3 separate regions of the Homo sapiens genome follow, and regions 2 and 3 are each linked to region 1. A link is a contact called in ENCODE Hi-C data. All regions are on one chromosome and are shown on one strand. The core of a region is the stretch at or near the end of the contact, and the rest is flanking DNA. Distances in the headings are between cores, read along the strand shown. Region 1 holds the start of ORC4 (origin recognition complex subunit 4). Region 2 holds the start of QTMAN (queuosine-tRNA mannosyltransferase). Region 3 holds the start of STAM2 (signal transducing adaptor molecule 2).

Region 1 (3,501 bases), core at 223-2,722:
ACTGAAGTCAATATCCAAATCTCATACAGGACCAAAAAGGGGAAAACACTCAGGTCTACAAATGGATAAGCAGTTCCAATACAATCCAGATCCCGACATTTTCCCACTCAGAAACAAATGCAGTGGAGCTTTTCCTGGAGAAAAAGAGCTCTCCAATGAATTTTTTTTAAGTGACATCTAGAAAGTGTGCCTCTTTCTGTCTCTTTCCCTGGCGCCTCATTGGAGGAAGGAGGGGGTTGTTTTTGTATTCTCCCCCACTGGAGCAAGACACAATCAGATGTTAGATGGAGGAGAGAAACCACTTTTGACAACAGCAAATAAAAATAAAAGTGCCCTTCCTCCCCTGACAGGATGGGCACCCCACCTCACACACCCCTCCCTACTCCAACCCCTCCTTCACCCCCCCCAGCACCACCCCCTCCTCACCCCGGAGCTCCACTGCGTATGTGGTTTGGTGCTACTGTTGCCCCGGAGTGAAAGTCAGAGCCAGAGGAAGGCAATGAAGCCCCCACAGACACACTTACCTTTCCTGCCCCCCACTTTTGAGTGCCTTCCCTGGAGCTGTGGAGGATGACACAAAGGGTAATAAAGGGGGGGAGTGGAGGAGGAGGAGGCGAAGGAGGAGGAGGAGAGCTGGGGAAGTGGCTGCTCCTGGGTGTAGTGAGATGTCTCCAGCCAGGGCCAAGCAGCAGCAGTAGCAGCAGCAGCAGTAGCAGCAGCAGCAGCAACAGCAGCAGCAGCAGCAACAGCAGCAGCAAAGGGTCTGTGTTGCTAAGAGGCTTTTGGTTTCTTTCTCTCCTCCTCTCACGGCCAAAGAGGAGGAGGGTGGAGGGAGGGAGGCGAGTTGGAGGGGTGAGGGGGTAGGAGTCGTGGATGGGGGTTTTCGAAGAAGAAGAAACTCCTTCTCCTCTCTCAGGCTCAATCCCCCTCTCAGGGCTCAGGGCTGGAGGGTGGGGGAAGGAACTCAGCCGCCTTCCCCCCACCCCCCTGAATTCAAGGTTGAAGTGGGGTAGAATTAGTGTCCTGTCCCTTTAAAAATAGAAATAAAAGGTGCCCCCCCTCTGCCACTGCCTCTCTCTTCATCATCAGCTGCTGCTGCTGCTGGGGTCTCTCTGCTTGGGGGGGAGGGGGGGTTCGGGTAGAAGAGACGGGAGGCACTCACTGCGCATGTCCCTCTCTGACGGGTGGCTGGTTGGTTGAAGGCAGGAGGAGGGGGAGGGGAGGAAATGAGCTATTTTCCCAGAAGGCGTCGAGGCGCTAGCGACCCGGAAGACATTGTAGCGGGAGGTACAGGAGCGGGGGCGGGGAGGAGGAGGAAGTCGCTACGCTTTTAACACCCCCAGCTCCCTCCTCCTTCCTAAGGGAAAGTGGAGGAACGGAAGTGGGCGTGGACGGAGACGAAAGGAGGTCACGTGTTTGGGCGGGAGAGGGGCGGGGTGGGAGAGGTAGTGCGTGCGCGGGGCATGCCGGGAGTGGTTGTGTACGGTCCGCAGCGGCAGGTGAAGTCTAGCAGAGGACGCGGCCAGGCGATTCGGTGAAGCGATTCCTGCAGGCGTTGGTTCCCCTCTTTGACCTGGTAAATGCAGGCTTTTATGCGAGAGGTAATGGTGGGGGTAAACTTGCTGCAAACGAAGGCCAGGGGCGTCGGTGGCGCAAGGTGAATCGAAAGTGGGAGGATGGAAGGCTGTGGAGATTGGGAATTGGGAAGGGGGCAGGCTTGTATAGGCCGGGAAGGCCAGGACCAGGCGAGCTCCGTCTTGTGGCCACTCCCGCCCCGTGAGCTTGCCGAGGAATCCTTGACAAGTGCAGGGATCCTGAGTCTACCTCTGCATCGGGGTAGTAGGTGAGGAGCGTGACGGTCCGAGTGTAAGAGAGAAGGGAACTGTGAAGCCTCAGCAATTGACCCTCATGACTGCAGGACGGAGGACTTCTATCTAGGGACAGAGACAAGTCCTCTGTATGCATTTTGACCAGATGCATCACACGCGTTGCTCATATTGGATATTGCGCCCTTCATGCCTTACCTCTCAACCCTCCCTGGTATTCTGGAGTGGCTTTGGGGAAGGAGCAGGCAGGGAAGTCTTGAGTGGAGCTTCCCTCCATGTCTTGCGTTGTTGCTACAACACAAAGCCTTTGCTTTTTCTCGGAGAGGGATGTGGGATTGTGTAGTCCTTAATGTTGAGTTCTACGATTGATGAAGGAGAAGGGACGTGATCAAAGTTTCCCCTTATAGTGTAGATGAGAGTTTTAAAAGGACTGTTTTGTCAAGTTTCTTTGGTTACTATTCTTAGTTTTTGAGCCTTTGGTTTCCCAAATGCCAGCTGTTTTTGCTGAAAATAATGAATTTCTATCATAAAATTAGAATTAACTCAAAATATTTAAGAAAGGATTTATAAATTTACATTAGTAAAGCTTTTATAGTGAAACAGTGCTGGTTCTTTTTCATTGTTTTCATACAATCAATATAAAGCATCACAGTCTCAATATGTTTTGTAAAGATATTTTGAAGGAATATCATCTTTGTATGTTTTTTAAAAACCAAGAATCTAAAATTCTTCGTATTTATTATGTTGGTACTTAATTCTGTTGGGTGGGTTCTTTTTGTTTGTTTTTTGTTTTGAGACGGAGTCTCGCTCTGTCTCCCAGACGAGTGCAGTGGCGCGATCTCGGCTCACTGCAACCTCTGTCTCCTGGGTTCAAGCAGTTCTCCTGCCTCACCCTCCCGAGTAGCTGAAACTACAGGCATGTGCCACCACGCCTGGCTAATTTTTTTGTGTTTTCAGTAGGGACGGGGTTTCACCATGTTGGTCAGGCTGGTCTCGATCTCTTGACCTCAAATGATCCTCCCGCCTCGGCCTCCCAAAGTGCTGGGATTACAGGCGTGAGCCACCGCGCCCGGCCGGTGTAGGTTCTTTAGGTGTACACTATCAGTTAAAGTTACTAATTTTCCACGTTTTGCTTTCTGTAAGTTTGGGCAGTGGACCCCGTTTATGCATCATTGCTTAGCCCTTAGTATCTTCTGTATTGTGTACGGTAATCATGTCCGATGGAATCAAAACTAGACTCCTGTGCTTTAAAATTTTCTTTGTAGTGTAACCAATTGTCTGTCTTTATAGTGTAACCAATTGTCTGCCACTTTGTAATGAAAAAAAAAAATACCAGCAAGGCAGTTAATGTGCCTTAGCTACAATTTTAAATATTTTGTGTCTTTTTCCATACATTTAGTATTTAAGCATACAAACATCGATACATAGTATAATGAAAAACTATAAAGTGTGAACTCTATGTAAGCGCTGCCACAGTCAAGAACTAGAACGTCTGTGGCACCTGAGAAGCTCCCCTCTCCATTCTATTCCTGATCATCCCTTTCCTCAATTCTTTTCAGTGGTTAACACTATACTGATTTTTATGGCAATCATTTACTGCTTTCTTTCTTAGTATTTCTTAACCACCTATGTCAGCATTCCTAAGCAATTTAGGTTCGTTTTGCCTGTTTCTTAA
Region 2 (3,686 bases), core at 738-3,237, 3.7 Mb after region 1:
CTCTGGGCTTCAGTTCTTAATCAGATTAAAAAAGATTTAAAAATTTTTTTCATTTTAAAATGAAAGGATTAGACTCCCAATTATTTTAAGAACCAGTTTAATTATAAAATTATGTAATTCTATTTTTAAAACAATGAAATGGCAGCCATAAACTTTAGGATTTTTCAGATATTGTGGTTCGATTTAGAATTTTTCCATTTTACAATGGGTTTATCTGGATGTAACCCCATGGTAAGTTGAGCAGCTTCTTATGACTTATGATGGGGTTATGGTTTCTACTGAATGCACATACATTTCATACCATCCTAAAGTTGAAAATATTGGAAGTCGAGGACCATCTGCTGTGTTGCTAGCATTAAATGCAATTTTGGCTTACAATATTTTTAACCTACATTGTGTTTATTGGGAAGTAACCCCATCGTAAGTGGAGAAGCATTTTGTATTTTATTCTGTGTAATAGGATTTACTAGTTTCATGTGTAGTCAGAACACTCACTTTCAGGTTTTGGCATTTACTCTTTTCTGTTTCTCAATTTGTGTGAAAGTGGATGGACAGATGGTTTATTAGGCTTTCAAATGCTTACAATGCTGTTGTTCAATTCAACAATGGTTTTAAACTTTGAATGTCCACACAGAGCTGGATTTTGTTTGGAACGGAAGATAGTTTCGACGCTTCAATTTAAGGATAAGAATGTTTACTCACATAACTTAAAGCAACTTGTGGATATAAGTACAAAGACCTAATCGATTTCCTTTATTTTGGTATGTTTCCTAATTCATTTCCACATCACAGCCTAACTCTTCCGAGTTGCAGTTTTAAAAATGAAGTTACTTAATAAACCAGACATCCAGTTATATTTGCATGTTTTGCCTTCACCAGAGTCATTTAACCTACAACCTCCTTCCAGATACAAAAACCTTTACTTTAGAAAGGATCCTTTACTTCATAAAGGAATTTAACGAAGGGACACATTCCTCACTTTACAGTCAAGAACACCTGGGACTTCCTGGTACTCTTTCTACTATGTATTCTATAAATAAAAGAGCTAAAGTGAAATTAGGTCGCAGCGAAAAAACATCCAACATTTGTGAATTTTAAGCCCCAACAGAAAATCCCATTCCTTGAAATTCAAGTGGCAATGAGAATATTATTGCATAAGGAAAATATAGATGGAACTATGCAAGTCAAATGATGGTCTCCACTGCTGTCGCTTTGCTTTGTGATTTTTAATTACTCAATGTGACTCTCCTCGTGTAAATGGGACCGCGAATATGCAATTATTGAATACTCAAACTGCATCAGAAGTGTGTGGAGTAGTCAGAACCGAAAGGACGGGAAAAATGGAGATAAAGGAAAGCATGAGCCTTGCCAGGAGGGAATCGAGGAGGTCCAGAAGGAGGGATATTAAGAGGCATTGGCAAAGCAGCTGTGGAGGAGCTCCGGGCTGCAGAGCAGGTAGAGGTGTCGGCAAGGGAGCCAGGAACCCGCACAGGGGCCCTGAGGCTCTAGTAGGCCGGGGAGTGGACCAGGAAAGGAGATGCAACGGGCCGGCTGGAAAACTGCACGGGGAATCCGAGGTCGACCTAATGAACAGCACAGACCTTCCAGAAGGAAAGAGAAGGTGACTATGCGAGCTTAGAACAGGACTAGGAGGTTGGGGAAAGAGTACGAAAAAGCTGAAAGGGCGGACAGGGTGCTGACGAGATGGGAAAGGGCGCACAGGGAGGTGGGGAGCAGTGCGAGGCCGGGGGACAGTGGGCAGGTGCGAGGAGCCGAGCCCGCGGGCTGGGGCGGAGCGATTCGCGCGGGCGGGAGCGCCGCTGACTCAGGGACCTCGCGCCAGCGGAGTCCGGGCGGCGCAGAGAGGCGGAGCCTCGATTGCGCGGGCGGGCCGAGGGGCGGGACCAGCGCCTGACGCGCCCGGAGGCCGAGGCGGCCGCGGGCCGGGAGGGGCGGCGGCATCCGCGGCGGCCGCGGGGGAGGGGCACGGCGTCAGCGCGTCGCCGGCTGGGCCGCGCCGGTGGCCAGGAGGGAGAGACAAGGAGGAGGAGGAGGAGGAGGTGAGTAGGCTCCGGGCTGGGGAGCCGCGCGGGCCAGCGGGGAGGCGGGGAGCGCGGCCCCTCCCCTCCCCTCCCCGGCGCCCGCCTCGCGGGGCCGCGCTGCGCGGAGATCCCAGAGGGGCAGCAGCGGCGGCTGCGGCGCGGGGAGCCGGGGGCGGGGGGTGTGGGGGAGGCGGAGCTGAGAGCCGCGCGCTTCCCGGGCGCACGCGCTGCGCTCCCTGCGCCGCCGTCCGCACCGCGCTCGGAATGGGGCGTCACGCCGTGGCATTTTGTGCCTTCTGCAAACTGGTCGTGTTCGAATTGCGTTTTTTTGGTGCCTACATGTCGTGCGTGCTGGTTTTCTGCGGCCCGGCGCTCCGCTTCTTCCTCGCGCAGGCTGAGAGGACGGGTGGGGGCACGTCGCCCTCGCGCGGGAGAAGGGAGGCCGGGCGTCCGGGTTGGCCTGAGTTGGCTGGGGTGCTTCGCCGACCACCAGGCTGCCCGGCGCTTGGCCCCTTGCAGTGCGAGCCCCAGGCCTTCCTGACGGAAAGCTTCGCTTCTGGCTCCTAGTCGCCCTCAGTTACCAGACCTCCCCAGCGCCCCACTCCTCTCTGCCAGCCGAGTGTGAAGACCCTCACTGTGCCCCCCACCCCGGAATCCCTCGTCTGAGGATTAAGCACATAACTTCCCATTTTCATCGGGATCCAGACAATCCCATTCTGTCCAGGTGGAAAGATTCTCTGAATTTAAGTCTTGGGAATGCAGCAGCGAAATTTAACCTTTAGTCCCGAAGTAGTTTTTTTGCCTTCTCTCGCACATACAACTTTTAGAGTCTTCTGACAACTGTGCTGCTTTAGGTTATCTTGAGATTCTTAAGTTAATGCCTTGAGGCCGTGTGATGGGAGTTTCAAAGAGAAGGCTTTTACAGCTTTTCTTCCACCTGTATCGCAGTTTGAAATGGAAAACGTGAGTTGATGATGATTTTCCATACGAGATGGATTTCAGTTTGCAGCCCCGGCTGCCGTGGCTCACTTGGTTATTTGGTGCCTACCCCTGAAGTTGATTTTAAAGCTTAAAATAGTGGTTAGGTAAAGGAGCTGCTGAAAAAGAAGTTCAGTACAATTCAATAGAGCCATTCTATTGGCTTCTATTAACGTGTTTAACCTTAAGCTTTAACCATGACAGGAGTTTCATGTAGGAACCCACATACCAAGTGAAATATTGAATTTTAATTAGTGCGTTCCAGGTCTGACTTGGATTAGATTCTTCTCGGCTCCCACTCCCTTTTGGTATACATTTTCCTTAGGGTCCTGTACTGTATTTAATGAAACAGTTTTAGTATTGAGGATTAGAGGAGTACCTCTTGAATCACGAAACTTTCTTTGACATGCTTGAAAACAATGAATAGGTAAAATCTGAAGCATGATACTTGCAATAAGGTAGGAAATAGTAAATTTTTTAACATCACCAGTTTGCAAAGGTTAAGATGGCTTCTTTAGTCTTGATTTGAAAATTGTGTTGGCATTTTAATCTTATGCATCACAGAAATACAGAATTTTCGATGTTTAAGGAACATTAACAGTATAATCCAATCCCATTATTTTATAGAGAAATTAAGAATCGAAGACAGTTTCTTGATGAGATTTA
Region 3 (3,563 bases), core at 764-3,263, 4.2 Mb before region 1:
CAACCTTCCAGCGTGGGCATTATGGCCATCACGAACATGTCACAGTGCTGCAGAGATTTTGTCTATGGCCAGTTTTGGCCATTCTCCTGAGGCAGGAGAATGGTGTGAACCCAGGAGGCGGAGCTTGCAGTGAGCCCAAATCGCGCCACTGCACTCCAGTCTGGGTAACAGAGTGAGACTCCATCTCAAAAAAAATTTTTTTTTACTATTCTGCTACCCAATATCCTTAAATAATTATTGAGTGCCTTAATCAAAATAAAAAATTCCCAGCTTGCCCTTTAAAATTCTTGTCAATCTGTTTCCTCTTATACCTAGTCAGCCTTGTTTTCCATTCCAACACTAAGTCTTAGACAAAAAGTCTTTATCTGTCCAAAAAATCTCTAAGTCTTTTTTTTTTTTCTTTTTTCGAGACAGAGTCTTGCTCTGTTGCCCAGGCTGGAGTGCAGTTGCCTGATCTTGGCTCACTGTAACCTCTGCCTCCTGGGCTCAAGTGATTCTCGTGCCTCAGCCTCCCAAGAAGTTGGCATTACAGGCTTGCGCCACCATGCCTGGCTAATTTTTGTATTTTTAGTAGAGACGGTTTTTCGCCATGTTAGCCAGTCTGGTCTTGAACTCCTGGCCTCAAGCAGTCTGCCCGCCTTGGCCTCCCAAAGTGCTGGGATTACATGCGTGAGCCACCATGCCCGGCCTCCCAATTTATCTTGAACATCCCTAGGTTCAACGTTCTATGAAAAACAGCCCCTTCTGCACGATTCCTTCTCATTTGTGCCCCGAACTTTATAAAATGCAACCACCTTTCTGAATGTGTATGAGCTCTCTATAGCATCAGGTCTTTATACTAGAGTTTGTAAAATGGTTTTGATTAATCTATTATTTAAAATGTTGGAGTAATTCTCAACATTTAAACATCATTGAAAAATTGCAAACTCTAGTAGGACCCACATTTCAATAAATGGCTGCAATTTACCAGTAGTTGACATCTTTAGATACGCACTGTTCAGTTAGAAAGTTACAGCTTCATTCGAAAAGCATTGAGCGTCTATTACTTGGGACACTGTTTTAGACGCTGGGGATATAGTAGTGACCAAAACTTATCAGGGAGTTTATAATCTAATGAGGAGGAGAGACAGGCAACATAATCATTACTACAGTTTTCTAAGAGGAACAGAGAATATGTGGGTGGGAAGGGTGCTTGGGCTTTTGCATTCATTTAAATACCTGGCTGGATGCTGTTGGAATTTGAGTTTATGACTCGTACTACCATCCGAATCGTCATACACCATCATGTACGTTATGCACTGCCCCTATAAAACTCTCAACAAGTCTAAGGCAGGGAGTGTGCCTCCTTCGCCTTTGGATTCCGGGGGCCCAGCAGTGTTTTTATGGAGGGGACACGATGGAAAGCGAAAAGTTAGGCGTAGTTACTTCGACCACCGCTGTCCCGGGTGGTTATTCTGACGGGGTTTGGACTGGGCGCCTGGGAGGGTGCAACACAATAATTGTTGAAGAGCAGTCAGGTCTTTCGCAGAATCTCAAAGCCACCTCCGCGCCGGCAGCTCCGTTTCTAGGGAAACAGGACTGTAACGCGTACGCGTCGTGGGTCCTCGTTCTCTAGCTACGAGTCCTGCCGCTCTGAAACAAACTAAATTCGTGACAAGAACTTGGCCCTCAGAGCCCGTCGTCCAACGCGAAAAACCACGGGTAACCGCGCCCCCTGCCGCGCCGCCGCTGGCACTGCAGCTTCCGGGGTCGTCCAGTTCCAGGCGGGACTACTTCCGGCTCCGAAGGTCCCCGGCTTCGTGGCTAGCCGGGGTCCTAGCGCTGGAAAGGTGGCCGTAGCGGCCGCCTGACCCCTACAAAAGTCTGGGACAGGGGCAGCGACAAAGGCCTTGGGAGGACGCCCATGGTCGGAGGGATCTCGCCCCGGGAGAAAAGTTGGGACAGGAGCGCGGGATCGAAGGGTGGACTCCGAGCCGGCCTGTCAGGCAAGAGCCGGGCAGGTGCGGTGGCGGAAGTGCAGGGACGGAGGCCGAAGCGGAGCGGTCTAGGGAGCCGCGGCCGCGGGTCACCCGGCGGGTAGCAGTTGCTGAGTGTCAGCTAGACAGCAGCGACTAGGGCTCGGGCGCCGGCGAGATGCCTTTGTTCACCGCCAACCCCTTCGAGCAAGACGTGGGTGAGTGCTGTGCCCGGTCCTGGACTGCTGTGTGCCTGGCCCTGGACTGCTGTTTGTCCGGCTAGAAAGTGGGCGGTAGCGACTCCGGGGACTAGGAAGCAAAGCGAAGGGAGGGGAGGGGCGGTGCCGCCCGCTCCTTCGACGTTGGGATTTTTCTGGGGCAACCTCGGCGCGTCGCTAGCGGTCTGGGGAGTGCTTCCTGCCGCCTGAGTTTGGGGACCCTCAAAGGGCCGTTCTCCTTGCCAAGCGTAGGATTTGGGAAGAGCCTAGGGCTCGCTGGAGACTGGACTGATTAAGTAGTTGTGGAGTTGGTGATTAAAAACTTCCTGCTCGTTCGACAGCTGGTTACCTCCGTCTTTGCCCCATCGTTTTCTGAAGATGATGCAGCAGTGGAGACCCTGCTGTCTAGAGAAGCCCAACACTAGACACTTGACACCTAGACAACCGCATTGAATAGGAAGAACTTACTTCCCCATTATTTATATTACTCATGCATTCAATCCCTGATAGGGTAGCTTTAAGATTTATTACAATTGTAAAGGTGTTGCTCTTCATCCCCGGATTGCAAAGATTGCGCGGGTGCTAGGAGATGTTCGGTTTTAGAGTATGAAAAGGAAATCTCCAGTCTCAAAACACTCCAGAACAACAAGTATTTTACATGTTGCAGTCATAAAGCGCTGGTCTCTCAGTGACTATAGAATGAGAAAAACATGGATAAGATATATACGAAATTATTTAGGAAATTTGAGTAACACTAAAACAAACTGAGAAATATATGTATGTATTCTCGAAAGTCTGGGTCTCACTATGTTGCCCAGGTGCGACTAGAATTCCTCCCACCTCAGCCTCCACCTCCGTTTCCCCTTCCCGAGTAGCTGGGACTACAGGTTTGTTTTTTGTTTGTTTTTGTAGCAGTAGTTAACAGAACCCTAGGTAAATTTTTAGAACTTGGAAATGGGGTTGGGGCGGGGAGACTCAGAAGAATACTGCACATCTCAGCAGTAATTCCCCTGTTTCATAGTTAACATTTGGTTATTAGGAGACTGTAGAAAGTGCCCTATTCTGATACGTTGTGTAATCCCCTAAGCCATTTTAAAAAACATGTTTGAGTCAAATAATATATGTAAATAGTTCAAATATGTATGTTCCTTACTTCATTAAACTTTTTTTTTGGTGGATGAATACAGGTGACTGGCGTAAATCTGGGAAACATCACTCTTAAGGCTCACTGTTTCCTTTTGGAACGCCTCATTGCAGTATTCTTTTGTTTGAATCATACAACCTTTGTGCAACCTGTACTTTTAAAAAATTGCTATTATGAACACTTTGATTCTGTTCTAATGAAATAAAACAGAAGGCGCAAAATAGAATTAGACAAATGATTTTAAAA

Evidence for each region. Hi-C counts contacts between places; a loop is a spot of excess contacts on that map. Pooled maps may share reads with other maps.
Region 2: a map of CD8-positive, alpha-beta T cell shows a loop between it and region 1 (7-fold over the local background). The contact joins the promoter of QTMAN here to the promoter of ORC4 in region 1. A Hi-C loop is called at or near these places in 4 of 168 maps with a recorded cell type or tissue (CD4-positive, alpha-beta T cell, CD8-positive, alpha-beta T cell and naive thymus-derived CD4-positive, alpha-beta T cell) and 8 of 50 pooled maps.
Region 3: a loop to region 1 is called in a map of CD8-positive, alpha-beta T cell, with 37 times the contacts of the local background. The contact joins the promoter of STAM2 here to the promoter of ORC4 in region 1. A Hi-C loop is called at or near these places in 2 of 168 maps with a recorded cell type or tissue (CD8-positive, alpha-beta T cell and naive thymus-derived CD4-positive, alpha-beta T cell), 1 of 37 single-sample maps with no recorded cell type and 13 of 50 pooled maps.

What each region holds. Positions count from the first base shown.
Region 1 is chr2:148,018,708-148,022,208 of GRCh38, reverse strand. ORC4 (origin recognition complex subunit 4) reads left to right here and starts at 1,472. Exons shown (of 14, transcript NM_181741.4): 1 at 1,472-1,576. MBD5 (methyl-CpG binding domain protein 5) reads right to left here and starts at 1,118. Exons shown (of 14, transcript NM_001378120.1): 1 at 525-1,118. RefSeq lists enhancers at 951-1,050, 1,230-1,827 and a silencer at 1,401-1,560.
Region 2 is chr2:144,330,813-144,334,498 of GRCh38, reverse strand. QTMAN (queuosine-tRNA mannosyltransferase) reads left to right here and starts at 1,987. Exons shown (of 12, transcript NM_001376312.2): 1 at 1,987-2,060. RefSeq lists an enhancer at 1,354-1,931 and a silencer at 1,713-2,312.
Region 3 is chr2:152,174,213-152,177,775 of GRCh38, reverse strand. It overlaps STAM2 (signal transducing adaptor molecule 2), which reads left to right and starts at 2,013. Exons shown (of 14, transcript NM_005843.6): 1 at 2,013-2,173. The coding sequence starts at 2,134. It overlaps LOC105373689 (a long non-coding RNA gene), which reads right to left and starts at 2,243. Exons shown (of 3, transcript XR_923477.3): 1 at 1,219-2,243. RefSeq lists enhancers at 1,656-2,075, 1,552-2,075, 2,236-2,375, 2,426-2,475.